2 separate regions of the Homo sapiens genome follow, and region 1 is linked to region 2. A link is a loop called in an ENCODE intact Hi-C map of the cell type or tissue named here. Cell type or tissue: Calu3. All regions are shown on one strand. Links, peaks and the distances in the headings refer to the core of each region. The heading gives the core; the rest is flanking DNA.

Evidence for each region. Peaks named below come from ENCODE experiments on the same cell type or tissue, not always from the same donor. Only the 100,000 strongest peaks of a DNase experiment are listed, where the experiment ranks them.
Region 1: a loop joins it to region 2, with 2.2 times the contacts of the local background. A loop is called at or near these places in 1 of 110 quality-filtered maps.

What each region holds. Positions count from the first base shown.
Region 1 is chr11:88,412,050-88,427,909 of GRCh38, reverse strand. It overlaps LOC101929174 (a long non-coding RNA gene), which reads right to left. Exons shown (of 5, transcript NR_188511.1): 3 at 4,313-4,423; 4 at 3,296-3,529; 5 at 1-3. Among named protein-coding and RNA genes, the nearest start is that of CTSC, 82 kb to the right of the region's middle. RefSeq lists a cis regulatory region at 5,997-6,372. In Calu3, for the core only: no CTCF peak of the experiment used is centred there; a DNase peak (open chromatin) is centred at 9,289.
Region 2 is chr11:88,500,803-88,516,662 of GRCh38, reverse strand. It overlaps GRM5 (glutamate metabotropic receptor 5), which reads left to right. Exons shown (of 10, transcript NM_001143831.3): 10 at 7,159-12,021. The coding sequence ends at 8,071. It overlaps GRM5-AS1 (GRM5 antisense RNA 1), which reads right to left and starts at 12,087. Exons shown (of 6, transcript NR_049724.1): 1 at 7,724-12,087; 2 at 4,784-4,912; 3 at 4,499-4,599; 4 at 4,315-4,411. RefSeq lists a silencer at 7,301-7,410. In Calu3, for the core only: no CTCF peak of the experiment used is centred there; a DNase peak (open chromatin) is centred at 7,292.

The DNA of each region.
Region 1 (15,860 bases), core at 4,397-12,396, 90 kb after region 2:
GATCTGTCAGAGAAAACAAATGACTCAGACTCCATGTGCTGTGTCTGTGTACAGTTTATCCGTCGTCCTTCATGTTCTTCCCTTATGCACATCTGACAATGTCTCTCAAGGTTAGTGAAAGAGTGAGCATACCTGCTAAGCAAATTGGAAATAAAATCAGAAATGTTTTTTGGAGAAAATGCAGCAAAGAAGCCATCTCCTCCCTCCTGCCCCAATTTATCATGTCTTTAAGATTTTCTTTTTGGTCTTCTTCATCTCTCAACTCATGAACTTTGGCATTGACATAGCCAAGATGATTTTTTTCTTTCTTTCTTTCTTTTTTATTTTTATTCTTTTTTTTTTTTTTTTTTTTTTTTTTTTGGTTGGAGAAGGGGTTATGCTTTGCTGCCCAGGCTAGAGTGCAGTGGTGTGATCAGAGCTCACACCACTCACACTACTGGGGAGTAGTCCTAGCTGGTCCAGAGGCTGAGGCTCAAATGATCCTCCCACCTCAGTTGCTGGAGTAGCCAGGACTACAGGGATGTACACCAGGTCCAGCTAACTGGTTTTTTATGTTTTGTAGAGATGAGATCTGGCTATGTTACCCAGGCTGAACTTCAATGCCTGGCCTGAAGTGATCTTCTCACCTTAGGCTCCCAAAGTGCTGGGATTACATGTTAGAGCCACCATGCTCAGCCCAAGATGACTTTTTATGGTTGAATTTTCATGTTTCTATAAACAATAATGATGGTGATGGTGATCTGATGGCTTTGTCAAAGGTCAAGAAAGTTCCAGGACTGTTGAGTTAGAAATAGCGTGTCACGTTGTTTGGGTCATTCACAGCTGACAGATGGGCAAACCACAAGCAAAGGAAATGAAAAAGACATCTGCTGGGCAATTCTGTAAAAGACAGGATCAATTTTTTGTGGGATAAAGGATTCTTACAATTTTGGACACCGCACTAAGAAAAAAGGAATGCAAAGTAACAAATAAATTGTATGAAAAGTGTTTAGAAAATGAAGAAAAGAAATGGGAAAAATTTACAAATATAAAAGTGCTGATGGATACCACAAACATCACAAAATTCAGAAAAATAACAATATTCGTATTAATAGCTACTATCTTCTTTTCCATTACGTACTCCCAATTGTAGATGCTATAGGGCACTTTTATATATAGCAGAATAACTCTGGCCCTGCAGGTTCACATTATGATACTAAGTAAACTTCATGGCGAGCAGTTAGGAATAGAACTGACATTGCCATACTTAACAATTACTTAGCTATTTACAAAAAGACTGCAAAGCACATAAACTCTCACTAAACCCAAATAAAATGTACTCCCATTTCAATTTCCCCTTTTCTATATCCTAAAGTTGCCACAGGCTACTCTAATGCCCCTTTATAGGAGGCAGAGTATGCCAAGGGGTTGCAGTGGAAAGGGGCAACAGACGGAAATGATGTGGTTTAAATGTATTACAATTGTATATTTTACAAAGGCATAGAAGCAAGTTGATGATGATTCTGGAAGAGGACCTGGAAGGAGCCCCAGAAGGTGATGAGCCCTGAGGCTTAAGATTCATCAGCTTTATAGTAAATCCAACCAATGTACTAGGTGTACGTATTGAGGAACTTGACTATAAAAATTCAGTAAATGTTTTGAGAACCTGTACTAGACAAATTGGGGGGATTTATGATGCACATGGTATGGAGGAAGGGAACCTATTTATTTATATTTTCATCTTAGGATTTTTATCTATGTGAATATATTACCTGTTCAAAAAAATAAGTAAATATTTTTAAATAGAAATTTTAAAAGAAACCAGTGAGACATGGTTCCTATTCCCAGCTTTGATAAGCTTTCTCAAATTATGCAGGGGTGAAAGAAGAAAAAATAACTGAGAGGTTCAAGAACCCTCAGGAATGAACCAAGATATATAAGAATACCTATGAGAATATCTATATCTATGAGAATATCTATGAGACTATTGGAGCTTCAATTCAGACTTAATTCTGAGCAGGAAGGGAAGAAGAATGAAACCACATAGAGTAGAAGGGTATGCAGGCGGAGCCATTGTGACATTAGAAGTCTGGTGCAGTCACAAAAGTTCATTTATAAACTCTCGTGCAGAATGAGGGTCAAGCCATCTCAGATGTTAAGTAGGAATTCAGAAACTGGAAGGCCAGGCAAGGCACAATTGAATGGGCTGGACCAAACTGACCAGAGGAGGAAGTCTGCCTTTAAGCAAACTCTCACATGCCCCTGTTTACCACACAGTCACTAAACAAGCCAAGTGGTCCATTACTTGTCTTGTCTAGGAGGTAGCCTCACACCATAGATGTGTGCAAAGCTTCCTCCCTTAGCCCTTTATGAGCCCCTGACCTACACTTATGTGAACATAATAAAATAATTGTCATTTTAAGCCACTACAGTTGGGCAATTTGTTACACGGAACTGTAGCCAGAATACTATTCTTCGTCCATTTATTTTTGAAGCAAGATACTAAGAATGTTGAGTATAAATTATTTTGAATCAAGTTAGAACATTTTTGTTCAAAGGTCTGGAGGAATTCCCTCAGTGTGTTATGACATGTTGTTAGATGAGTAGATAGATAAGTAACACAACCCTCAGAGAGTAGCAGTTGCTGTAACCTCCAAGAAGCAGAGTGTGTGCCAGTCCTCCTGTACAACTGCATTCGAATCATGCTGAGCTCCCAAGGCCTCTGCAGCCTTGCTGTGCCCTTTTACCTCTAACCTATGTGTGTGCTATCCCTTTTGCCAGGAAGTGCGCTTTCTCCTTTCTCCTACAGCTTCTCGCGTGCTATTTCCTTTCTACTACCTTTCATTCCTTCGATCACTTCCGTCCTCTCATCACCACCTTCTTCTTTATCTAAATCTACTTGGCACCACTTCCTCTAGCAAACATTCTGTATCCAACTCCATACAGGGTAAGTGAGCTTAGCTTCTCTAATTTTACAGCCCCCTGCTTTTCTCTTTGTGAGCAATCACCACCTGCAGGTTAACTGCCTATCTGCATAACTCTTTCACAAAATTGTAAAATCCCTGAGGATAGGGAAAAAGGCTATTTTATTGTGGTACCACCAATGCTCTAACATGCACCTAGAATTTAGCTCATAGTGTGTGCTCAATATTTATGGACCAAAAGGATAAATGAAGTATAACGTGTCCTTTAATACTGCAAGGATTCACTTCAGTGACCTTTTACCCCAGTTTTTGTTAGTATGCATTATGGACTAAATATTTGTGTGTCCCTCTCCCCGTCACCCCACTACAAATTCACATGTTGAAATCCTAACCTTCAATGCAATGGTGTTGAAAGGTATGGCTTTTGAGAGATAATTAGATTATGAGGGGAAACCTCCTTAAATGGGGTTAGCACCCTTATAAAAAAAAGACTCCAGAGAGTTCTCTTGCTCTCTTTCTACCATTGGAATATACAATAAGAAGTCAGCAGTCTGCAAACAGGAAGAGGGTCCTCTCCAGAACCTGATCATGCTGGCACTCTGTTGTTGGATTTCCAGCCTCCAGAGCTGTGAAAAATAAATTTTTATTGTTTAAACAATATAGTTGGTAGCATCTTATTATAACACCCCAAGCTAAGACAGTGTATATTGGCCAAATGGGACTGAACCTTTTTTCCATTCTCAGAGAAGAGGAGGAACCATTCTGTGAACCAATACCAAGACGTGGGCCAGTGAAAGCCATTGGATAATCTCTATATTGACCTGGTTCCTAATATTCTATGACCAACTATGATGGGCCAGTAATAAAGTGATACCCCCAATTCTGTTGGAAGTAGTATAACTTCAGAAGGAACTGCCCACACTCTCTTTCAGGCTTTTCAATTAAGCCTGGGCCAGTGTGGGCCATGCCCTGCCCATCTCCACAATTTAGACCTTCAGGTGGCTGTGGTAAAGGAGAAGGTCTGGCCTACAAAAGCATGGTCATGCTGACCCTGACTGAGGCTAGGCAAGGCTGCTCAGAAGCATGGGAAGGATGCAATCCTTAGTCAAATTACCTGGCCCAATTTTTGCTCTGCAACATATTTCCCATGAACGGGTAAAGCTGTACTCATTGATTGCTATGGTCTGAATATTTGTGTCCTCTCCAAATTCACAGGTTGAAACTTAGTCGCCAATGTAATGGTGTTGGGAGGTGGGACATTTTGGAGGTGATTAAGTCATAAGGGTAGAGCCCTAGGGAATGGGATTTTTTCCCTTATAAAAGAGGCCCAATTGAGCTCTTTCACTTCTTCCATCATCTGAGGTCACCACTAAAAGGCATCATCTATGAACCAGGAAATGGGTCCTTACCAGGCACCAACTCTGCTGCTACCTTGATCGTGAACTTCCTAGCTTCTAGAACGATGAGAAATCAATTTCCGTTGCTTCTAAGGTACCCAGTTTATTATATTTTGTTATAGCCTGAAAACAGAGGAAAAAATTGATAAAATGAAGAAAATGGTAATAGCCACATCACTAGAATGTTCTTGAGATAAATTAGCTGATAAATGGGTAAAATGTAAAGACTTAACGAGGTATGGATAAGACATGGTAAAAACATCAGTAAAGGATGAAGGACATCATCTCTATTAATACAGCAAATAAGTGGCTCAGCCATTTACCCATGTCCTTGAGCAAGTCACTTTATCATCTTTGCACCTTTCTGCTCAAATGCAAAATTGAAGTAAAAGTTGTATCTACCTACATATGTTAATAAATGTAAAATGCTTAACCCAGAACCTAGCATGCACTAAATTCTCCTTAAAGATTAATGAAACACTAGTATGTATTCTTAAACGCCCTTTGAAAGTTTAGGAAGGTTTTGTTTGTTTGTAAGAATTAAAGGAGGCTTCATGATGAAGGAGGTATGTTGTCTGTGTTTTGTTTTGTTTTAATTTATTTTATTTATTTATTTATTTATTTATTGTTTGAGACAGCCTCACTCTGTTGTCCAGGCTGCAGTCCAGTGGTGCGATATCGGCTCACTGCAACTTCCGCCTCCCGGGTTCAAGTGATTCTCCTGCCTCAGCCTCCCAAGTAGTTGGGATTACAGGAGTGCACCACCACGCGCAGCTAATTTTTGTATTTTTAGTAGAGACGGGTTTCACCATGTTGGCCATGCTGGTCTTAAACTCATGGCTTCAAGTTATCCATCCGACTTGGCCTCCCAAAGTGTTAGGATTACAGGCGTGAGCCACCATGCCTGGCCTGTTGTCTTTGTTTTAAAAAGTAGGTAGCATTTGGACATAGAAAGACAAGGAGAAAAATCTAGGGAATTTTTTCTAACCTAGAGAATTAAACAGGTACATTTTGCCGGCCGGCACTATGGCATATGGTAGGCAAGAAGCAGTAGGGGTGGAAAGAAGAGAGAGGTAATCTGGAGACTTCTAGTCAGTCCAACCCTTGGCATTTCACAGACTGGAACCCATAGAGTCAATATAGAAACTGAACCAGACCCTTTATTCTGGAGGAATTTCCAGTAGATAATTAAAATTCAGTTTTTACTGCTTGGTCTAGTCTGTTAAAAAAAAAAAAAAAGGAAAAAGTCAATTTTAAAATTGTTCATCAAATTATCTGCTCTGTTTTTTACAATTAGAAAGATACTTACCTTTCCTAAGTCAAGGTCTTACACACAGACACACACACACACACACACACACACACACAATTTTACCTAGTAATTAATACAGAAATCCTATCCCACCTTTTTGACTTTTCTACTCCACCCACATCCCCTAACCCAGGACAATTTCAGCCACTACAAACAAAAAAACTAGCTGATAGAAGTGTAACCCAAACAAATTATTAACAACAACAGCAACAACAATAACATAAATGTTTATTGCATATCCCAATAGGCTTAACCAGCATTAAAATGATAAAGAAAACCTCATTCTGTCTCATCGTCAACTGTTCTACTCTAAAAAAATCTGTTAAAGGTAAGAAATATTTTTTAGAAAGTCAATAAACAAAAAGAAAAAAAAAAAAGTCCCCTGGAGAGTATTAGAGTGTTTACCACTGGGAGAGAGCTGCCCTCTGAAGAATAAAGCCAAATTACTGGCTTTTCTGAGCCTCACTGATGGGGGGAGAGAGGAAGAATTAAGACAGCTGTTCTTGTCTTAGTTGGAGAAGCTGCGAAGAGGAAACTGTGGGTGGTATGTCTGCTGAGTAAGACTTCTCAGAAAAGTGGTTCCTCCAGTTTTCAGGTTCCTGGAGGCCCATGACAGGCTACTTCCTAGCACTCATTCTGAAGACTTTGGGGTCAAGAGCAGCCCTGGCCCCCTATCCCTACTACCTACTGCTATCTCATATTTCCTGTGCTTTGGGGCTTTTCACCTAATAAATAACTGTCCTTTGAGTAAAAACACACCCTCCCAAATGCCAAATATATTTTAGTAATGAACTAGTGCAGGAATGGCCCTTTGAAACTTAGAACAGGCCTCACTGAAAAATAGTACATTCTTGTGACTTTAACCTAGGGTCTTCTATGCTAGTTCAGCTTAAATCCTCTGTTATCTCATTATGGAAAACTCACTTTTGTAGGGTTCCTCTAATTTTCTGCAAAAGCTTCAAATATTTGTTGTTTTAAGTCCTCCTTGTCCATAGAGTCTGACTATGAAAATGGAAAGAATCTTATTTTTAAGGTAGTCTAGCCCCTTAGACTAGTCCAGATTTGACTTCTCCAAGCAACATAATTCAGAGAGCTCTTCAAATAAATGATGCTATGATCCTATCTGGGCATCACCCCAGGAGGCAAGTGTCAGAGGTGCCTCAGACTTCTGGACGCAGGCTCTTTGCACTTACTGCAAAGCCTTACTGTCTCCAGAACACTTCCTTTCTGTTTTCCCTCTCCATCTTGTATTAGGATTCTCTTACCCGTACCGACATCCCATCTCCTTCATGTCTATCAAATCTTGCTAGCAGGAAGGCTGAGATCAATCACATATGGCTCAGTTTGAATTTGAATCCCTACACTCACTGTAACGAAGGAGAAGATTTGCTCTTGACTTGGAGAATTTTAGATTCTTCTTATTTATATGACCAAGAAGAGAAGTTTAAGGGAAGCCTCAAAATTATACCACAAAAACATTTGCTCACTTAGCCCAAACATAAGGCAGATATTGAATATGGTGAAACATGGGCTGGAAAGAGTTGCAAAATTCACTCCCCCCTATGCCCTGGGTCCCTCCTCAGCAGGGACAGCCAAGTTGTTTCCGGCTGACAGCAAACCAGTCCTGATATCCTGTTCTCATGACACACTCAGGCCCTTCACTGTTTCTGTTCATTCCTGACTATCTTTATACCAGTTGGAAATCCTGCTGCCGCAGAAACTAAAAATGACTCAAAAGCACTCCCTCTCTTTCTTCCAAAATTGTGTTTCTGCACAGCCTGTTCTGTGACCATCACATGACTCCACATTTGCTCATCTGTTCTTATCTGCCATCAAGTCCTGCAGGTCTTTCTCTGGAATCCTGTCCCCAACTCATTGCTCTTTCTCGTCTCTCCACAGCCTGGTTCTGAGACAGAGGGCAGCAATTTCTCATCCCAAATGCCTCGTCTGGGCTTGCAGAAGTTAGTCCAAAGACAGATTGTGAAATCTTCATTGTCAGTTCTTGGCCTTCCCATCCCCTTTGAGACTCTTCTTCCAGTGGGAAAATTACGCAGGCACGATATGTACGCATACAAGTATTCTTTTATGTGAGTTTTGGTGTTACTAATTTAGCCACACAGTATGACCTAAGCAGCATAGGAATTAAGCCTTAAATATTTCCTAATCATCTGTAAAATATTTTTCTCCATTCCCAATATATTGTCTTAGTTCAGGCCTTCATCATCTATTTTTTTTTTTTTACCTGAAACTGGTTTCCTGAGGAGTCTCCGTGCTTCTCACCTGCCTCTAACCTCTTCTTTCCCCATATGTCACACTACTACCACTGTAATCTACCAAAAATGCAAGTATGACTGTTAGTGAATCCCCTGATTAAATGTCTTAGCATCTGTAGGACAGAATTTAAGATGCCTAGCATGATATTCCCGATTTCCTCGGGAGTTGTCTCCTGCTCTACCCCAAGCTGCGCTTCAGGTGACAGGAACTATATACACATGATAGTGTTTCTTGTCCACTCCATGCTGAGCCTCTACTTCTCCTGGGTCCTCCTCCTAGAATGGCATTCTGTAGGTTCTTTCCTGCAAAATTTCTGTTCATCTCTACTCTGGCATCATTTAATTCTGAAAAAAAAATTTTTTTACATAGACCCATAATGTCCTACATGTAATTCCTTTATAGTATTTGCTATTTCATATTTTTATTAAAATGTTTTCAGTTATTTTTCTATTCATAAAGTGTATTTATAGCAGGCAATTTGAAAAATACAGAAAAATATGAAAAAAGACAAAGGAAATTATTCAGAGAGAAATGTACTAACATTTTGAGGTATATTTTCCAATGTTTGTTTCTATGTATATAGTCACACTTTTCTCTATCTTCTCTTTCACACAACACACCTATATAAACACAAATGTAGGTATGCAAAATCTTATATATTTTGTAACTACTTTTATATTTTACTTAAAAATATGAGTGTTGTTATAGCCTTAAGTGTTCAGAGTAAGCTCTTTGAAGAACAAGAAGTGTGTGTGCGTGTATGTGTGTGTGTAGATATGTGCGTGAGAGAATGTGTAAACAAATACATAAAAACATCCAGCTGAGTGAATAGTATATAATAGACTCTAAATAATTATTCATTGAACTAATTTATTAACAACAATGAAAGAGACATGGGAGAAAGAAAGAACATGAGATAAGCTGGAACACATGCAAGGTAAAGAGATGAAGAGAAGACAGCCCACCATTTGGAAAGCATTTATGACTTTTAAAGTTTTTATGTACTCTGTAGTTGATGCTCACAATAGCCTTCTATTTTCTTTTATTTTATTTTTAATAGAGACAGGGTATTACTGTGTTGCCGAGGCTGGTCTTGAGCTTCTGGGTTTAAGTAATTCTCCTGCCTTAGCATCCCAAACTGCTGGGATTACAGGCATAAGCCACCACGCCTAGCCACAATAGCTTTCTGAAGTAGCTATAGCAATTATTTGCAAATCAGGAAAGTGAAACTCAGAGAGGTTAAGTGACCTGCCCTAGGTTGTTCACTTTATAAGTGGCAGAACTAGTTTTTTGAATTCATAAACTATGTATTTACATTACTTTACACAGCTTCTGGGGGAAAAAGGGCAGCAACATGATCCCTACCAAGGTCTGGGAGCCTGAAGGGGTATTCACACTGCCTGGCATGGTGCCTGGCACAGAGTGCTAAAACAGTGATTGTTGAGCACAACTAAAAAGCAAACGAGAGAAAGAACAAACAGTAGACAATAGTGAGTATACAGGGTAAGGCACCGCAATCCACTTTTCTCCATCCTCACCATGCTTGTTTGATCTGAAAAAGCCTCCTAAATGATCTGCCTCCTGCCATTCAACACCCTTTTCATCTATCTTCCATAAACACAAATTGATCATGACAAATGATGTATTGGTTCCCTTTGCTCTTGGGAAAACATTCAGAATATTCTCCTAGCTTAAAAGGTTCTTCAGGAAGGAACACTTTTTTTCCATCTTGATTTCTCATTTTTCTTTCTCTTGTACATGCCACTCAGGCATATTCAACACCACTAAATCCCTGAAAGTGCTGAAACATTCTTTTCCCTGCTATTCCTGGATTACTGTTATTTTGATAATTTTTTTTTTTACTAGTTGTTATTAGTTTTCTATTGCTGTGTAACAAATTACTGTGCTGTAAAAATGTAGCACTTTTAAAAAGCACAAATTTATCTCACTATTTCTATAGGTTAGAAATCTGGCACAGTGTGGTTGGTTTATCTTTTCAGGGTCTCATTAGGCTAAAATCCAGGTAGTATCCAGGGCTGCAGCTCTCATCTGGGACGTATGGTCTTCTTCCACACTCACTGGGTATTGGCAGAATTCAGTGCCTCATGGTTGTGGGACTGTGGTCCCTATTTCCTTGCTGCATGGTCCTCTTTCTCTTCAAGCCAACAATGGTGCCTTGGTAATCCTTGTGCTTTGACTCTGATTTCTGCTTCTGCCTTCTGTTTTAAGGATTCATGTGATTACATTAGGCCCATCTGGATAATCAAAGATACTCTCACCATTTTAAGGTCAATTGCTTTGTAACATTACATCTACAAAATCTTTTTGCCATTTAATATAACCTATTCATGGATATAAACACCAGAGAGTGAAGTCCATGGGGAGCCAACATTCTGCCTATCACAATTATAGCATCAAATTTGGCTGAGGGGCCCTTCTTATAAGATTCATGCTCATTTATTTCTCTGCCTCCATTTCTAGAGTATAAGCTTCATGATGTCAGTGACTATGTCTACTGCACAAACCTGATGTGTTGCAGCTGGCTTGTCCTTGCTAAGAAGTGCTTATTATTAAATTTTCAGGAATTTTTCCATCTGTTTGTTAAACATAGCTATTATTTTAAAAAACAAATTATATTCTCAAAACATAATAAATGCTCTAATTCATTTCCTGTTTATTGTCATAGTGTTTACTACGATTTATTCTCTTGAAGTTATTTTCCCCGATTCAATCCTTATGGTGGAAATACTATCTATTGAGGGACTACCGCACATCTTTTCAACTTCCTGTTCAGTGCCATTATTCGGTTGGTGCAAAAGTAATTGCAGTTTTTGCCATTACAATACATTATGCTGGTAGCTTGAAATTGACAATAGTGGATGTATTGATACCAAATAAATCAGCAACACTAGTTGACATCTTTTTTTTTTTTCCAGGTGGAGTCTGGCTCTGTCTCCCAGGCTGGAGTGCAGTGGCGCGATCTGGGCTCACTGCAAACTCCGCGTCCCTGGTTCACGCCATTCTCCTGCCTCAGCCTCCCGAGTAGCTGGGACTACAGGCGCCCGCCACCACGCCCGGATAATTTTTTGTACTTTTAGTAGAAACGGAGTTTCACCATGTTAGCCAGGATGGTCTTGATCTCCTGACCTTGTGATCCGCCCACCTCGGCCTCCCAAAGTGCTGGGATTACAGGCGTGAGCCATCGCGCCCGGCCTAGTTGACATCTTGATGTATTGTTTATTTGATTGTTTAGACTTGAGAAAATGATAGTAAAAATGTTAACAGCACAGATTAAGCTTAAAGCAGGTCATGTCTATAGCCATTACACAAAAATTTAAAGAAATATTATTCTTCCGGTATCTAAAACCTATGATTCAGCAAAGAAGCAGCTCATGATATTGACAAACAAAGGAAGTTACAACTTACCACCTAATTTTACTTTAATCTTATTAATACAAAAGAATCAAGTAATATTCTTATATGAACTATATTCATTCATCAGATACAACCATAGCTTGGCTAAAAATACAATAGTTTAGCAAAAAATAAAATAAAAAATTTCTGTGGAAACAAAATGGCTATATTACATTTAAAATAAAGAGTAAATTGTACACTATACATTCTTTACATTAATGTTTTATATTAAAAAGTATACATTTATGTATGTGTGCATAAACATACATTTTTACACCATCATGAAACATTTACCAGCCCACCACTGAATGCATTGAATATACTCCTAGAGCTCATCACAATGCCTAGCACATATGGCGTGCTCAGTAAATGTTTGTTTAATGAATGAACGGATAGAAGCCATGGTCTACATGATTGACCAGAGAACACAGGCTGAGTGGAAAGGGAATAGAGGCCAGAAAAGAAGCAACAGTTTGGGGAAGTTGGGAGGATTCCAAGAACTAGAGGTCAGTTGAGAATTTCTATAAGATTCTACAGAAGTTATAAAGTAGGAGACCAAAAAATAATTAAAGGAGCTGTGACAAGACAAAGCATCTCAGGGGTTAGAGAAAGCTAGGGACTAACCATGTGCAAGGCCCTGCACTGTTAGTCCACTTTAAGTTAATCTTTTATATACTCACAAAACCTTCATTTATCCTCATTTTATAGGCAAAGAAACTAGGTAATTAAAGTTAATCAACTGGCCCAGACTCATTCAGCTAGTAGAGGGTAGAGGCCAGAGTGTTCTAAACCCAAAGCCTGCACTCTTGAGGGCTACACCAAATGGAAGTGGGAACAAGGCTGTGAGGAGTTGTAATTCAAGAGCTTACTACTCACAGTGTGTTCTGAGGAACAGAAGAGGGGATTTTTGTTAGAACGTTGATTCTCAAGCCCTACCCCAGATCTACTGAATCAAATCTGTGTTTTTTTTTTCTGTCTTTTACAAGATATACTGGAAATGCCTATGCACCTTGACACTTGAAAACCACTAGTTTAGGAGGCAATTGTATCAGCAGGTAACCACATTGCAGATGGTCATTAAAGTCAAAGAAATCAAGAAGTACTATCAGGTATATTGTAAGATTGAACTTGCCCAAGTAAAGTGAGGGTGCTCCTTCTAGCATGTGGCATATTAAAATCACCTAGAGACCTTCGTAAAATGCCAAGGCATTAGTAATTTTAAAGTGATTCCAATATATAACCAAGGTTGAGAACTTATCAGGAGCATCACATTAGTCATGCCGTTCCTCTCAGATGTGAACAGTAGCCCCTACTTATCAAAACAAACAACGAAGCAAATGTCCGTGGATCTGACTTGAGAGGCTGAAGCATCTCCTCCCCAGGATATAATTACTCTTCAGCCTCACAGTGGTTTTTCTAGCCTTGCTCTTTACACAATAGCCCTGCCTTCCAACCCCAGAAACAGACTGGCTTATAGGATTTCACATTTCATGTGCCTCTCACCTGGCACACCCTTTTTTCTCCTTGCCACCAGACCACATCCTTTCCTTCCTCCAGCCCACATTTATTTCTAGACCTAAAATGATTTCTTAATGTCAACCTTTTATTCTGCTTACATGGCATCATACCCCTCACCAGGATTAAACTGTACCAAAGATACCTGGAAACAAATTGTACAAAATAAACAGAATTTTATGGAGGCTACACAGTTCTATTTGTTCAAATCAAGTATTATCCTTTTTAAAAAAATGCCACTAAAGCTAGTTTCCTCTATCTGGATCCTCTGCTGTGCAGTAACAATACAAGGCCCACAAAAGAGGGCTGAGTTCCTTCCCACATGCACTGCTTTTTCTCCAGTAATAGACTGCATTTTGGATGACTGCCAGGCAACAATAGTTGACTCGTGCTGGCCAGCTCTCAACATAGGTCTCCGAAGAAGCTGGGGAACAGGGCAAATTGACGCTTCTAGTTTTCTCTCAATAATCCCTCCCCAGGGTTCAGGTTCACATGTGGACTTCTGTTACCAACCTTGTTTGATCTCTTTAAAGAGGTCCCTTGCCTCCATTTGGGTGACATGAAGTCTCCATAAGAACAGCAATAGGAATACTTAAGATCTTCTTGTCACATGATAAACAGACTGATTAGATCTTCTGGTTTAGTGACTTCCTCTTCACTCTCACCAGCTACTGAAAGTGTGGCCGGTCGCTTTGATTGGGGATATAACTGATTCTTTGAACTTTGCTCCATTCTTAACAGTATTCCAATACTGTAATTAGATAGTGGGCTGTATAGACTGAAAAATGGTTTTGCTAAGTGTAATGGGAATTGTTTCCAGGTTACCCTTTCATCATAAGAATTCACTAAGGCATGCAAACCAATTTCATTTATTTCTTCTTCTGTTTCTCAGAAAAGGGCCTTTTTTAGCAGGGTGGTGGTGGGGAGGATGGTGATAGCTTATAGAAATTCCAGAAAACAAGGGATGGAGATGAAAGATGTTTAAAACAAGCAAACCAAAACCGTCTCTAAGAAGGAAGTCAAACAAAATTCTTTTTGATATTTGAAAATCTTTAGTTTTGATTTACGCCCAGACTTGTACTCTGTTACTTAAAATTCCCTGTATTTAGGTTATAACTTCTAGGAGCATAGATACTCATCTTCATTCATTGATTCATGCATACATACATTTAATCATTAATTCATTCATTTATTCAGTAACATTTACTGGATATTTGATAGAAACAAAGGGTTCAGGATAAACAAAAATAAGACATGTTCCCCAACCTCAAGTAGCTCAGAATCTAAAGGAGCAGAAAATTTCTAAATTGTCCAAAACTTATACAGGTGCTAAAATGTAAATCTCTAGAAAATACAGTGGGAACCCAGCAAATACCATGATCGACTCTGTAGGGGCAGCAGTAGCAGGGTGGAACTTTTTTCTTAGTAAAGAAAGAAGAAAATTCCAGAAAAGAAAAAAAAAAGCTTCAGAACCAATTTTCTATAATCAAAATAGAGGTGCTCAGATTTTGTCTAGTGCTATATTTTATATGAAACTCATGTGTCAATTGGGGTAAGGCTTCCAATTAAGCTAAGGCTACTCAGAACCCCCAGGCCATAGTCGAAGCTTTTTCTAAGAGTTCTATGAATCTCTGGAGGATCTGGGTTTCTATTGTTACTTCTAGTTCTGAGCTCCTGCTCCCATAAATCAGTTCTATTTATGAATTATTTTATCTTCCTTGAATGTTGCCCCTGACTTACACCACTTTCACTCATATATGGACTTTCAGGTTTTTTCCTTGATCTTAAAAAATATCAACAATATCATGCAGGTATGGTGCTTGTAACTGTAACATCAGTGTAGAGAGCAAAGAACCGAATCCCTGTGTGAACCAATCCTCTATTTGAAACAATCCACAGCTTGTCTTTTGTCCACCCAGGCACACTGGTGTCATGGGCTCTTTCTTCATCTCAGTGGCTTCTCTCTTTCTCTTCCCTATGATCTTTTTTAAAGTGGACTTCCAGGATTGCTCCTAGCAATTCCAAGTGCTTTTCATGCCATGCTGAGTAATGCAGTTCTCACCAGCTCCAATCCCAAAAGTCAGCTCAAAGGACATTTTTGCTTATTCAAAATCCTCTGGTGTTTAAATAATCCTTGGATGGTACTTTTGTTCCCAGAAGAAATGCTTCTGCTATGAACAGACACTTCTCAAAAGAAGACAACCATGCGGCCAACAAACATATGAAAAAAAGCTCATCATCACTAGTCATTAGAAAAATGCAAATGAAAACCACAATGAGATGCCATCTCATGTCAATTAGAATGATGATTATTAAAAAGTCAGGAAACAACAGATGCTGGCAAGGATGTGGAGAAATAGGAACGCTTTTATACTGGTGATGGGAGTGTAAATTAGTTTAACCATTGTGGAAGACATTGTGATGATTCCTCAAAGATCTAGATACCATTTGACCCAGCAATCCCATTACTGGGTATATAACCAAAGGATTATAAATCATTCTATTATAAAGACACATGCACAGGTATGTTTATTGCAGTACTATTTACAATAGGAAAGACTTGGAACCAACCCAAATGCCCATCAATAATAGATTGGATAAAAAAAATTGGCACATATACACCATAGAATACTATGCAGCCATAAAAAAGAATGAGTTCATGTCCTTTGCAGGGACATAGAGGAAGCTGGAAGCCATCATTCTCAGCAAACTAACACAGGAACAGAAAATCAAACTCCACATGTTCTCACTCATAAATGCGAGTTGAACAATGAGAACACATGGGCACAGGGAGGGGAGCATCACACACTGGGGCCTGTTGGAGGGTGAGGGACAAGGGGAGGGAGAGCATTAGGACAAATACCTAATGCATGCGGGGCTGAAAACCTAGATGACTGGTTGATAGGTGGAGCAAACCACCATGGCATATGTACACCTACGTAAAAAACCTGCACATTCTACACATGTATCCCAGAACTTAAAGTAAAAAAAAAAAAAAAAAAAAAGAAAGAAAGGATGCTTCTAATACAATCTACTTTTCTTAAA
Region 2 (15,860 bases), core at 2,916-10,915:
GTGGTGAATCTGCACCCAGGATTCAAGCCTCATAACTAACATCCCCTTCGTACATCAGATTTAAGTCACAAGCTTCAGCTGAGGTGCTGTAAGACAGAAAGGAGTCTTTTGCCTAAACAGGAATTATTTTCCCAGCAACCATTCTAAACATCCTGGGACAACTTTTATCTTACAGTCCCTCAGGATTTATCTCAGCAATGTTGATGCAGAGCTTTAGAATTTATCAGGTTATTTTATGGGCAAAACCTGGGGCACTGCCATCTTGGATGCTCCACAGGGGTATGTCTTGTTAGCCCCTTGGTTCCTGTGTGTATCTTGGCACTCAGTACACAGACAATGGGAATGACTCTGGATTTAGCATCAGATTTGGGGCACTGTCCTGCCATTTACTTTGACTTGGTCGACTTAGTTAAGTTCCATAAGCCTCATTTCTCATATCTATAGTGAAGGTTAATAATACCTGTCAATATCAAACATTCAAGATCATATAGTTCACTTTATTTCACTAACACTCCTCTGCACTACTCTGCACCAGACACCATATTAAGCACAGGAGATACATGTAGCATCTGCCCTTGCAATGCTCTAGGTTTAGTGCAGGAACAGACTTGTAAATAAGTAATTAAAAAACTATCTGATAAATCCTATCCTAGACAGCTGTTATGAAGGTAAAATATGATGCCATAGGTGAAAACACCTTGTGAGCTGAAAAGTTCTATTAAAATGGAAACTATTACCATTCCAGGATTCTCCTCTTCTTTGCCACCAATCCCAATTCCATGTTTTATTCAAGGTTTAAATCAAGCTGAATTCCTCCACAAAGTCTTCCTGACTGCAGCAGCTTCTAGACACAAAACAGCTATGTCTGGCTTTGTTCTCTATTTACTAAATTATAATTGAGCTTTATAGTAATTGCTGGTAAAAATCATTTCCTGTTTTGAAAAAGAAGTACAAAAATCTAAAATTCTTGCTAATCGCTGTTAAAACATCTCAGCTAAGACCTAGAACTTAAATGTCAGGATGAAGAGTAGTTTAGTGAGATTTTTTTAAATTTATTTTTAGTTGACACTTAATAATTGTACACATTTATAGGATACGGAATGCTTCCTTACATGTATACCAAGTGTAATGACAAAATCAGGGTAATTAGCATAGCGATGACCACAAACATTTATCATTTCTTTGTGTTGTGAACATTCAAAATCCTTTATTCTAGCTTCTTGAAACTATACAACAAATTATAGTTAACTATATTCACCCTACAATGCTGCAGAACACCAGAGCTCATTCCTTGTACCTAGCTGTAATTTTGTATCACTTTACCAACTAATACCAGTTAGAGTAGTTTAGTTTTGAAGCTGAGTCCAGGTAACAGAATTGTGGATCAAAATAAATAGTTTGATTTGAGAAGGAAATATCTGTGATGACTCAACACAATTCCAATGCTTGGCATATGCTCCCGTGTCATATTCTCCTTTGTTAAGGTGCTTGCTCCTTATGAGGACTCAGGGGAAGTAGCGACTGTACTAGTACCATTAAGCACTTTAATAACCCACCGTGAATGAACATGTAGCTTCTGAAAAGGCTTCCTGTTGCTGTTAAACCAAAGACTAGTTAAGAGAGGATCGAGTGATTCTCCTCCCACCAGGAATTTATTAGGGATTAAATGCCTGGTAAGAAAGATTCTCTGGGGGAATTATTGTGGAAACATGTAACCACTGCTACTTAAGAGAGAGGTGAAAATCCACGTCACTTAGGGCTGTTGGAGGAGTTGGGATTAGACATGTAGAATTAGTTTCCTTTCCATATATGCAATACATGTATTAATTGAGATTTGCTTATCCATGCTATTTTAACATCCCCAAGCTTTAAGGCCTCGTTAATATCCACTTTATTTGCAAATCCTTCCTTGAAACTTCTTTCCTCAGTGAACAACTTTTTCTCTGAATTTTTCTAATCCTGATAAGAAAAACCCAAAGTCTTTTTTTTTCCACAGTAGTTTTCATGTCAGTACATTCCTTTCCATCCTCATTTTTGTCACACTTGTGAATACCTTAACACTGTATTCCTGTATTGAATTATAAATTCCATTGACTTTTTTGATGGTCAAACTTTTTTTTCCTCTATTAATGTTTGCTTCCTAATGATGGTGTACCATGGCAGAATACTCTAATATCTGCAGGTTTGAGCAGAGGAATAGAGAAACTGGGTGAGGTCATTGACATGACATTCAGACCCTGCTTGAAAATGAATAAATTTGCTAAGTTTCTGATATGGAAGGGAAAAACAGGAAAAATAAACCTCTGAGAATAAAGATAGAAAGTGTCATTTTGGCAGACCCAAAATGTAAACAAAAACTAATGAAACAAATAAACAAAAAACTTAATCCTCAAATAACATTATTGATATGCTGCTTTTTGTTTTTCAGAAATAAAGAGCAAATAATTATAACAGAGAGAACATTAGATGGCATCATATTATATTTTGCAAAAGGGTTAAATGGTGCCTGGAAGAGAGCAAGACGTTACTTTTGGCCCCCTCCTCAGATGTGGCAGATCATTTCATCTTGTCCCTTTCTCCTTCATTCTTCTTTCCCTCTCCTTTTCTAATGTCCAAAATATTCAGTGAGGGAAGGTGACGTGCCATAGATGGGTAAAGAAAAGTTCCCTTTCATTTTTCTTACTTCAGCCCCCAAGGACAAACATATAACATGGATGCTGAAAAAAAAATCTCAGCCTAAATAATAAATACAACATCTTAGCTCAACTGAATAGAAGGTTTAATGTTAATGAATAACCCCTTGCATTTGCAGAAGGGCTATGCTCTATAAAGTACCCTCATATGTATTATCCTTTTGTTTTTTCCCAGACATCATGCAAGGTGGGCAAGGGAGGTTTATTTCTTTTCTTTTCTTTTCTTTTTTTCCAATAAAGAAAGAAGCTCAAAGGTGGCAAGTGATTTGCTCAACATCATTCTGAGTCAGATCCTGGACTGAGAATCTGGGTCCTTTCTTTCCACTATCACTACTGCCTCGATGAGATTTCACCACTGAGCAATTTTACTAAGACAGATATGAGTTATAAAGAAGGAATTATTTTGTGATTTTCATGGCAGATATCAAGCTTTGTATTTTCATATTTAATGAAATTTTTTAAATATGTAGACATTGAGTACTATTGATTAAAGGGAGGTATATAAGAAGTAAAAGTAGATCCATAAGGCAAAATAGAGTTTCATTAACACTGAATTATTTTAAAAACTTAATTCTAACAGGAAAACAATTCAGTATAAATTTTAAAAATAAACTGCATTTTATCTACTCAATCATTGGCCCAAAAATATTACTGAGCACTACCATGTTCTAAACAATGCATGGGTACTACTGGGCATATAGGAAAGAGCAAACCCTCCATCTGTGCCTTCATAATGTCCCATCAAGCAGGTGAGATAGACATATAGCAAAGAGTTATGATATGCCTGAATGCAGGTGCCATAGGAATCTAGCCTAGCAGGGTCAGGAAAGCTTTCTTTAAGACAAGACAATTAAGGTAAAATAAAATAAGAAAAAAAGAGGATACAGTTAAGCAAAAAGGAAGAGAGGATGTAGCACAATGAGAAAGCATTTGAGGAAAAAGGTTAATTTGGAATTTAATGGGGTAGAGGTGATCACCCAAGGAGATAGTTTAGGGTGTGAAGAGGCCACGGATCATGGAACTCCAGGTCAGGTAAAAGAGAAAGAACCTGAAAGGTTTTATGGCTTACCAAATATTTTACTTTGCACTGAATTCTCTGTTCCTTAAACCAGGGTTCAAAATGGCATTGAGTATACTTTTTATTTTCTGAAATGCTGTATTCACATAAAATATAAAAACTGAACATCCTTAGACACCTTCTCTTTACCAGCTCTTTTCACCTACATTGTCTCATGTAATCTCAAAACAACCTTAACCAAATGAGACACTGTCTGCTTCTTACCGAGGCTTAAAAAGATTATTCTTTTCCAAGTATCTGGGATGGCAGATCCAGAATAAGAACCGGATTTTAGGATCTCTATTCTATTGCACCTTCCATGACACCCCACAGTGGCCCTGTTAACTTAAAAATCCTATTCATCCATCAAATGCTTATTAAGATCATGCTGAGTGTCACTGAAAAAGATAGATAAGATCTGTGTCTTCATAGAATGTACTTTCTACTAATAAACAGAATAATGTCGTGAGTAGGGAGTTTCTTTTGTTTTTTTTCTTAAGAGTTCTCATTTACTTCAGGGAAAAAAAAGCTTTCATGTTCAAAAGAATGAAATGAAGTACTCACATTTGGACTCCATTTCTCTGGGTGTCTGGTGTTTCCTGTGTCCACTTTCACGTTATTCAGATGGTCTGGTGCTCTTTCTCCCTTATGGCCATGGGCACTGTAACCAAAGGCACAGCCAGGAAAAAGATGTCAATACTTTGTACAGAATTGGTTGATTAGGATGGTTTCCTCATCACACACTCACCTAGAGGTTTTGCAACATGCTATCATGTTTTGGGGCATGGCTACAGGTGATTCCAAAGACTGTTACTGCTAACATCCAAAGTTATGTTCCATCATGTTCAACTAAAGGCATTCGAGAGAGAGAGAGAGAAACTTTTTAAAAGCTAGTGTTTGCAAAACCTCTCTGTACTAGGAGCAAGAGTGTCCCTAAGGTAAAAGTTGGTGGAATAAATCCAATTAGTCTCCTGATTTCAAGTCCATGCTTTGTATTAAAAGGGGACTTAGTGACCTGAAATAATACTTGTACCTTTCGAAACACCTGTTTCTTATCCTTCTGATAGGAGAAAGGGTGTAGTTGGCAACCATCCTCCCAATCAAATCTCGTAAATAAACTGGCCCATTTCTTCTCTGCCATGTTCCAGAAGCTAGTGGACACCTGGGAAAAAGAATTGTAATACACGTAAGTCAGGCTAATGCAAAATTGAAAAATAAATCCTGAAACTACTAGAAAGGAACACCAACTGTTTGGCAGTGCCCCCTCTGCTACTATGGATGCACAGCAACCTCCAAACCTGAAAATGGTTCATTCATCCTTTCCAGGAAGGGCAGAGTGGGGTGGAAGAAGCTCATATTCCAGGATTCTGAAGGACATGAGACTACAATATATTGGGTAGATTACATGGAAAGAAATTTCACAGGAAAGAGCGGAGAAAGAAAGACCATGAAGTAGAAAGGAACAGATAAAGAAATGGGAAGCAGTGTGGAAAGAGGCAAAAAGCATGTCATTAAAGGGGATGCAGAAATGGCAGTCTGTTACCAAGGGAGTGGGTTTCTCAGACAGAGTGGATCCTGCAGGGCCAGTCAGGCAGCCTCAAGGCTGGTGGATTCCAAATGAGGTACACGCCCCAGCCCCTCAAAGGCAAGCCAGCCCTCCAGCAAGGGGGCCCAAGGGGAGTGATGGGGATTTAGAAGAAAAGGATGGCTTTCTGCCAGAGTTTCTCAGATTGTGAAAGAATCTGAGAAACAAAGTGCTTCAGATTTACTTTGGGAGCAGAAGAACAGAATGCTTGTCAAAAGCATAGATCCTTGGAAGCCAATCCAGACAATCAGACTCTCCTGGGGTCACATCTTATATCTTTGACAAATGCCCTAGATGAGTCTTACACAGAATTTAGTTTAATAACCATAGGCTGTGATGATAAAACTGTAGTCTTCAACTTCTTTTGTAGTCAGGCTGCTCAAGGCTATCTGTTGGTCACAGCCCCTAGAACAGAGCTGTCTTGACTGAAAATAACAGACCCCCTAGTAACAGAGATCTTGGATTACTTTGTGATGGGAAACTACACCAGAATCTCTTCATATAACATTCCTGGCCAGACGCAGTGGCTCACGCCTGTAATCCCAACACTTTAGGAGGCTGAGGCAGGTTGATCACTTGAGGTCAGCAGTTCTAGAACAGTCTTACCAACATGGTGAAACCCCGTATCTACTAAAAATACAAAATTAGCTGGGCGTGGTGGCGCATGCCTACAATCCCAGCTTCTCAGGAAGCTGAGGCAGGAGATTCGCTTGAATCCCAGAGGCCGAGGGTGCAGTGAGCTGAGATGGCGCCACTGCACTTCAGCCTGGGCAACAAGAGCAAAACTCCGTCTAAAAAACAAAAAATAAAAAAAAAATCTTGAGTGTCAGGCCACATTCTCTGACCTTTGTAAAGTTTCTGAAAGAACGTCTGCAGCTTCAGAAGCTATTGTGTCAGCTTTTAGTGGTAAGGAGAGGTACTAGGGCGCTGAGGCTGAGGCACCAATCACATCTTGAGAGTGGCTTTCAGACCCCATGGTGGAAGTGCAAAGGAGAAAGAGAGAGAAAGGCCTTCAAAAAACTTGTCAGTCCCTCAATATTCACCAGGATCCTAATTTGAGATCACTCTGCTAAGTGCCGAAGGCATTATACAGCACTCTCACTCATTGAACTGTTATTCAAGTACAGAACTCAAAATACATTTGTGAGGTGAATTTCTGTGAAGTAAAGAAGCTCTCATTAGAAATGTGTGTTCATTAAATTTTTATTTTCCAGCAGGTAAGGCAGCCTAAGTAACACTATGTTCAAAATCAGGGGTTCAGACAGAAAACCCTAGTTATATATATACCAACTTCCAGAATAAAGGCGGAACTGGAACCACTGACTACCTCCTGGTAATCCCTGACTCTCTTACCCCTTCCCTCCTCTCTGATGATTGTTGGTGAGTTTGGGTCCTAGTGGTAATGTTTTCCTTCAGAGGCCACTAACTCTAGGAAGCCCCTGTCCTGTACCAGGCACTTGTGCACACAGCCGGGACACTGCAAGCCCTTGCATCTGTGTGCTGCTGCACTCACAGGTGGGCTCAGAACTCCCGCAGAATCCTAATAAACACTCCTTCATCCTGACAAGCATCCCCTTTGACACATTTTCACGATTATGATAAACTGAAGCCCTGATATAGAAAGCAGTCTTTAACTCAAAACAAGCAAAGGAAAGCCACTTCCAAGGTCTCTTTCCATGATGTCCTTTTGATGCTGTGTTTCCTGAAAGAATGAGAAAAGTCCTCCCCAGTCCGGGGCCCATGAGCAACCACCATTGGGGAAGCGGCATCCAAGCCCCCTGGGCACCTCGCTGAGTCACCTTTCCTCTCCCTTCTCTCCTCAGTTCCAATGGAAAATCCGTCACGTGGGCCCAGAATGAGAAGAGCAGCCGGGGGCAGCACCTGTGGCAGCGCCTGTCCATCCACATCAACAAGAAAGAAAACCCCAACCAAACGGCCGTCATCAAGCCCTTCCCCAAGAGCACGGAGAGCCGTGGCCTGGGCGCTGGCGCTGGCGCAGGCGGGAGCGCTGGGGGCGTGGGGGCCACGGGCGGTGCGGGCTGCGCAGGCGCCGGCCCAGGCGGGCCCGAGTCCCCAGACGCCGGCCCCAAGGCGCTGTATGATGTGGCCGAGGCTGAGGAGCACTTCCCGGCGCCCGCGCGGCCGCGCTCACCGTCGCCCATCAGCACGCTGAGCCACCGCGCGGGCTCGGCCAGCCGCACGGACGACGATGTGCCGTCGCTGCACTCGGAGCCTGTGGCGCGCAGCAGCTCCTCGCAGGGCTCCCTCATGGAGCAGATCAGCAGTGTGGTCACCCGCTTCACGGCCAACATCAGCGAGCTCAACTCCATGATGCTGTCCACCGCGGCCCCCAGCCCCGGCGTCGGCGCCCCGCTCTGCTCGTCCTACCTGATCCCCAAAGAGATCCAGTTGCCCACGACCATGACGACCTTTGCCGAAATCCAGCCTCTGCCGGCCATCGAAGTCACGGGAGGCGCGCAGCCCGCGGCAGGGGCGCAGGCGGCTGGGGACGCGGCCCGGGAGAGCCCCGCGGCCGGTCCCGAGGCTGCGGCCGCCAAGCCAGACCTGGAGGAGCTGGTGGCTCTCACCCCGCCGTCCCCCTTCAGAGACTCGGTGGACTCGGGGAGCACAACCCCCAACTCGCCAGTGTCCGAGTCGGCCCTCTGTATCCCGTCGTCTCCCAAATATGACACTCTTATCATAAGAGATTACACTCAGAGCTCCTCGTCGTTGTGAATGTCCCTGGAAAGCACGCCGGCCTGCGCGTGCGGAGCGGAGCCCCCCGTGTTCACACACACACAATGGCAAGCATAGTCGCCTGGTTACGGCCCAGGGGGAAGATGCCAAGGGCACCCCTTAATGGAAACACGAGATCAGTAGTGCTATCTCATGACAACCGACGAAGAAACCGACGACAAATCTTTTGGCAGATTTTCTTCTAGTGGCCTTAGAAAACATGGGCTTTTAAGAAACACGGCTGATATCTTTGAGGGCTGACAAGGCGTCTCTTCAAACAGTTCCATACCAAGTGCTTTGCTCTAGGGAAGCAGTGCGTGTGAAACAGCGTAACGGAGGGTGAAGAGCATAGTTAATAAGCAACTGTAAAAAGTTTTATTTGTTTACTTTAATTCTTTTCCCAGAAGAGTCTTTGATTCACCAAACATGAATGTACATTTTCTAACAAACTCAAAATCTGGGACCAAAACATCAACTTTTTTCTTTCTTTTTTCTTTCTTTTTGTTTTTTCTTTCCTGTAAAGACCTTGAAAAGCAGTAACTTGGGTCCAGTATTTACGGAGGCGTTGTGAATGTGTCCCATGCATAACACACTACTGGATAGTGAGTGCTGCGCTAATGTACTACGTAGGGCTTCTACCAGAGATTTTCCTCTCCAATTGGGTTGTGAAATACTCTTCCAAAAGCCTGCATCGGGGATTCCACCTACTTATTTCAGATTCACCTCCATTAACCAAGAAAACCAGTGGAAGATTTCTTGACTATTTCACCATGTTGCCAATCAATACTGGAGTAGCAAAAAAAATATTTTCTGGAATACTGTTTTGTAATTCCCTCACTGGGGTGCATTGTAGCTGGAAATTCTCTTTATAAAAATCATTCTTGAGCTCCAGCCTGGCTATCTCTTTCAAGAAACATGGCCACTCTTTAGGAATGCTGTTGCGTTTGCATTGCCAACTAAAATATTAAAATATGCATTGGGGCTTCTTCATTCCTTTATTTTGAGAACCTGATGCACAAAGAGCTCCTTTGTTCTTTTCGAGTCCCACCACTGGAAGAGTGGTCCATAGACCCCATGAAGACATTGTCATGATTTGAGAGACTGTTGTTGAAAGGATTAACACAATCTTAATACACTGAAAATTTTAACTGTGTCAAGTCAGCTTAGTGGAGATTTAGCTATGCCAGTGAGCAGTGATTTTAACTATTCTTGGCTGCTTAAACAGGGCAGCTATGAACTATGACAAATGTAGATTTTTCAAAGCAATACAAAATACTAAAAAAGAGGAACCTTAATGAATATTAACCACACAGTCTTTCTTAGCCATTCCAAAAAGAGGCAAAGCAATTCTTATTTTCTTTTTTAAAATAATGATTAATATGATTTTGTGCACTTCATACTGTCACTTTTTAAAACTACAGAAAAGAGATTTAGAGTATAACAGAAACAAGTGTGCTTTGATAGTCTCAAATAGGTAGAATTCATAGTTCAAGACCTGAATCCACTGTCATCTCTTTCTTCCTCCCATTGCAGCTATCCTCAGGTACCAAATGTTTTGATTTTTAAATAAGGATAGTAATAAATGGAGGAGGTGTCCTATAAATTTAAAGTTCAGTTGACCCAGCCTTATACTTAAGATAGCCTTATGAAAAATATGTGCTGTGAGGCAGAAGTATATTTTGGCAGAGAGAATAATAAATAAAACTTTTTCTTTTAGCTCAATATCCTTACTTTGGTAAGTATTTTTTTTTATTTCACATCTACTTAACAGAAAATAAACTGAGAAATAGAAGTCAGTCCATTGGCATAATTTATCATTCTTCACTTTAAAAAATTCTAATAAATATTCTGCTTGAGTTTTCTTTTCTGCTATTTGTTCTTACTTGCAACTTTAAGTCAAACCTCCCAATACAAAACATTAAAAGCTAACATTAATGTACTAAAGTATTAATTTAAAAGAAATCGAACCTCCCATGCTAGATTTGAAAATAACATCATCACAGCACCCTGATCCCAAATATTACACCGAGGCTTTTAAAATGTAAGTGAAATCTAGCTAAGTTTCATGGTTTCATTAAAAGCAAATGTCTGCCTCTATCTGAAAAACAAATGGAAATCTTTTGAGGTGTTAATACCCTTTGGATCCTCATCAAAAGGATGGCATTCACCTGAGGATTCCTATCTTGACTTCTTAGGTATTAAAAACCTTTCTTGATATGCTCTACATTTTAAAATTTGTTTTATAAAATCCTTATGTTGATTTTCATTTTATTCTCAAGTACAATACGTTTCACTCTAGACCAGTTGAAGAACATGTTTAAACTTTGTTCATGGTCAAATTCATTTTCTATTTTTTTAGTAACATATCTCTTAAAAAGCACACTACCTTATAAAAAACTTCATCAGAAATTAAATTTAATGCAAGTAAATTGCCATCTGATACTTCCACATGCTATCATAATCAACTGTAATAATAAAAATGATTTATCCAATTAGAAAAGGACAAGATATATTTTTCTCTGTATTTCTATAACTTTTGCCACTCCATTGAATACATTGTATGTTGGACATAAGATTATTAGTAATGCATTCTTGAGATCTTTTATTTTGGAATGATGCTAACTCTGTCTCTTTGCCAATTCTAATACCAGGTTCCAAGTAATAACTCTACAGTACAAAGAGAACTGAATATTCATTCTAGGGCTATAGGATATGAACTTCACAATTCATTTGGGTACATTCTCATTGAATTTCCTTCAAAACAATCTGTTCCTGGTGCCCAGTGATAATTCAGTCGGGACCAGCATGACTAAAAGGAAGGGGATATGCTAAGGCTCAGCAAAGTGACCCTAAATGAGAGATATGTCCCAGGATGGAAAGAAGAAGACGTGGTTTAACCAAGTTATACTGACTAATCTAAGCAGTCCACTCATCCTTCCATTTTGGGAAAGGAGTGGGGGCAGCCTAAGAAGAACATATCTGGATTGGGAAGAACCGTCTTTCTGGGCTAGGGATGGGGAACAGAAAGGGAGTATGGAAAGAAAAATTATAAGAGATTTGACTGAAGCAAGGAAAAAAAGCAAATCCCCAAACGTGCTAATCCTTGAAAGTAACTATCTTTCCCAAACTACTGCTGTTACCAGCAAGTGATCAGGAAGACTAGGAGCTATTTCTGACTGTAAATGAATTGTATAATAGCTCTGCTGCAGTTCTGTGACTTCCAAGCCAGGAATTAAATGCTCTTTTTAAGAATAACAAAAAACAAAAGCATTTCCTATGCTAGTCTCCCAGTAAAATGTACATGTTTTGGAGACTTCAAAGGTATTATGTGAGTTCACATTTAGCAACAGCTTATTAATAACCCTCAAGCTGTCAGAATCTCTATAGTTACCATTTACAATTTTATACTGTGAAAAAATACAGATCAGTGAAAGCATAAAGACAAGTCAGAATTCACTTTGAAGAGGGTCTGAGGCCTGGGAGAGTCTCTACTGTCTATTGAAGAATGAGGCATGTATAAAATAGTTGGTTGAATTTCACTGATCTTCCCAATGTGAACAAATATACTATGTATATTGTGTGTATTTCTAGAAATCAATGGCAGCTGCTGATGGTGTTGTAATTAGAAATCTATATAGATTATAGATGTTTTAGAAAGATGGTGCCAATCCTAAAAGATTTGTGTGGGCTAAAAGTGCTTGTACTTACTTTTTTCTGCACTTATAACTGATTTGGTTTTAAAATTGTGTGCGTGTATCTGTTCTTTCTCTGTTGTGGCAGCTTGTACTATTAAAATAATAGAGAATGTTAAATTATTTTGATGTGAACTGCAAATGATTTTTTTTCATAAAGTTTAACATTTTTATCAGCATTGTTTTGCTTTGTACTTGTATAAATATGTTTTATTTTAGCACTTCAAAATATACTTGCCTGTTTCTCAGTTGTCTAAATCATGTTGTACTTGGTGTTTGTGAAGCCAGTTACTTTTCAAAAAAATTAAAAAACCTATAATATGATTTTAAGATTATTCCCCTCAAATGTTTAGAATGTTGTCTTAATAGTGTTTTCTGAGATGAAAAGAGCCATGATACTAATTAATCTTGAATACTGGATGATCTATACATTTGAATTATGGGGTTTACAAAGTAAGCAGTGGACTGTATAGATTTAAATGAAAATATAAACCAACCACAAACCAACCAGAGATGTTGTCCCCAAACACATCTACAAACAACTGTTACATAAAGAAGTACTTAAAAAAATATATAGGAAATATGCATTGTTTATGCATCTAGACATACAAATTATAGAAATAGTTTCATAATTATATGTGTTGATAGAGGTAACATCACACAGATAAAATAGATTATTTGTGTGTGTATAGATGTGTGTTTACAAACATACATATTTATATAGACATTTGACTTTTGAGTCCATCTGCATGTGTCTCTGTGTATATGTGTGTTTGTGTGTAGATGTATGTGCATATTACATAATTTTTCCAGAAAAAAAAAAAGTTTTACTTTGACTGATTCTTGAGCAAATATACATTCCCTGGACACAAATTAGTGAAAAACTAACAGCAGAATATAAGGTAGATGCTTGATGTATGGAAGAGAAAAACAAGGTATATTTAAAAATATATTTGATTTATGCTTCTGACATTGTATTAAATGCATAATGATATATATACATATGTAGATACATATATTATACAGAATGTGTTTGATCTTAACAAAGAAAGCCATTTTATCTGTTTTGTCAGACTCTTCCCTTCAGTATCTTTTATTCTAACGTGATATGAATGGTAATATGTTCACATAAAATTGAGGATGAAGTGACATATACAAACCAGGTACAGGAAATTACCTTCTAAAAATCCAAAGAGCCTTATCAGACTCCATCAAATTATGGAAGGCCATTTAAAACCAGCGGATGCAATAGAAATAGCATTGAATTAAAAGCCAGGATCTCTTACCTGTCACCAACTGACTTTGGATAAATCACTCTGATTTCTCTACAACTTGTTCCTCTTGCTTTAAATGCAGAAGTGAGTTACAATAATCTGTGAAGTTTCTATCATTTCAACATTCCTGATAAATGCTCAATAGTAGCTATTATTAGTGTCAATGTAGTATTTAGTATACAGTTAATATTCAGCAGGAAGCTTAAATTTGTTATATCAATGTTATTTGTGGAGCTTAACAAGTTCCTGTCCAACTTAAAGCATATATCCTGGAGGAAACCTATTGAGGTTTGAACTCATATGCAACCTTGGAACTGTCTATCAAGGACAACTTAGTAAATTGATATTGAACACCACAGAGAGAATGCTTTTCCTCTGTTATAATTGCTGCTGAATGCTGGCCAAGTTTTTGGTTATGCTGTACATGAATGATCAGTTTTAGAACATAAACAATTTGCAAATATTTACTTTGTATGATAGCTAGGCAGAAAGGTAGGTAAGCACATAGATAGGCAGAATTATATTAATGAAGTTATCTCCTTAAGCAAAAGCTTGGTATTTACATTTTCTCTCACAGTATTTTAAAACTCAGAATCAGTTATTACATCTCACTCTGTTTATTACTTTTAGGTTATTATGTTAGTAAATAAGTTCTATGAAGAGAATGTTTAAACTCATCTTCTCCAGCCACTCTTAGAATCCTGAACCAAAAGTTTCCAGGAACACTTAACCTCCACTAGAATAAATGTTTTAAATTACTGTTACACCAGGACAAAGACATTTATTTTTGCCAGGACATAAGTCTCTTTGAGGTATGATCTATATACAGGATACCTATGTGATATACATATCAGACACTTTGGCTTATTTATGTATAGCTTGTATTTTTATTCATTGACATTAAAAATAAAAATTTTCATACTATCAGATTTCTATGATGAGATAGATGTTATATTTTAAATTATACAAATTCTATGTCCGTGAAAACCACATAATAAATTGTGGCTTTTCTGAACTGCTGAATAGTAATAGGTGATTCATAAAAGTTCTTAGAGTCTTAAAAGTTTGAAAAATGTAGTAATTCCAAATTAAATGGCTATCTTCACTTCGGAAGTTACCAATTTATAGTATTCTTTTTTTTTTTTTTTGAGACGGAGTCTCGCTTTGTAGCCCAGGCTGGAGTGCAGTGGCGTGCAGTGGCGCGATCTCGGCTCACTGCAAGCTCCGCCTCCCGGGTTCACACCATTCTCCCTCCTCAGCCTCCCAAGAAGCTGGGACTATAGGCGCCCACCACATCGCCGGCTAATTTTTTGTATTTTTAGTAGAGACGGGGTTTCACCATTCGCAGGATGGTCTCGATCTACTGACCTTGTGATCCGCCCGCCTCGGCCTCCCAAAGTGCTGGGATTACAGGCGTGAGCCACCGTGCCCGGCCCAATTTATAGTATTCTAATATCCATTAACTTTGCTAATGAAGCTGTCTCCTCAGAGTAGAGTTTCATGAAAAGAATTTTGGAAATGCTATGATATAAAAGTTATAATTTATACACACTTTTTCTTTTAGTTTTCAAAATTCATTGCCATTTCCATGATGATCTCCTTAGGCCTTTAGAGAAGTAAACACAGATTGATAGAGTTATAACATTGTCTTCAGGAGCCATTTTACTGAACCATTGGAAGTCTTGCTCAATTTTATTATTTGTTCTCTTCCCATTTTTTGATTTCTTAGACCTCTGTCAGCACATTTACTTTACTTTCACGGGTCAAGCTGAGGGATTTCTTTTACAATTTATGTTCTTTCATTTTTGTTCAAAACGTTTTGAACCAAATGAAATTAAGTTTCCTTAACTTCAACAGCCTCAGATGAAGCAATATGTGAGATACAGCATTAATAGATGTTGCCTAACCAGTGAAATGTATTTCAAAAGCAGTAGAAGTCTATCAGCTTATTATCCAGAAGCTATTTTTAGAAACTCTTTCTAACTTAAAAACATAAGAGCAAAACTACATGAACACATCTATAACACATACCACATAAATGCATTTCTACTCTTGCATATTTAAGATAATGACTTTAGCCCTTTACTTCCCTATATGTGTGGTACTCTCTATCATATTTTCTGAAGAGCTTAAATCCCATCATTAGCCCTAATAATTCATCTTACTCTTCAAAGAGGAATGAAACAATCTAAATGTATACAGAGAAAAAAAGATCTTGTTTTGGGAAGACAAGTACCCACTCTAATAACCCGAGACAACTTAGCAACAAAATTAGGAGAACATCCTAGCTAGTTCTATCCAGTCAGTATGAAAGAAGCCAGTGGAAATGCTTTCTTATTCTTTGTATGGCTATAACAAAAAAGGACCAAAGTTGGTCGGGTGACCCATCCCAGCACTTTGGGAGGCCAAAGCAGGCGGATTACTTGAGCCCAGAAATTCAAGTTCAGCCTTGGCCACATGGTGAAACCCTGCCTCTACAAAAAATACAAAACTTAGCTGAGCCGAGATCATGAAACTCTGTCTCAAACAACAACAACAACAGCAACAAATAGAATGAAAGAAAAAGAAAGACAAGCACAAAAGTCAGATTCTAAAGAATAAGACGAAGATACAACCATTTCTGATTGACAAAGCACAGGTCAGGAGCGCAAGAAAAATGTGAGTGATGACCACAGGGCCAACAAACAGACTTAAATGCCCAAATAAATTAAAGAAAGTTAAGAAGCACTCAGAAAAAGAATAATGCAACCATGTCCTTAAGTGATGGTATTTGCTGAACCAGCACCATCAGTTAACCAGTTCCGATATATACAAAGCATTTAA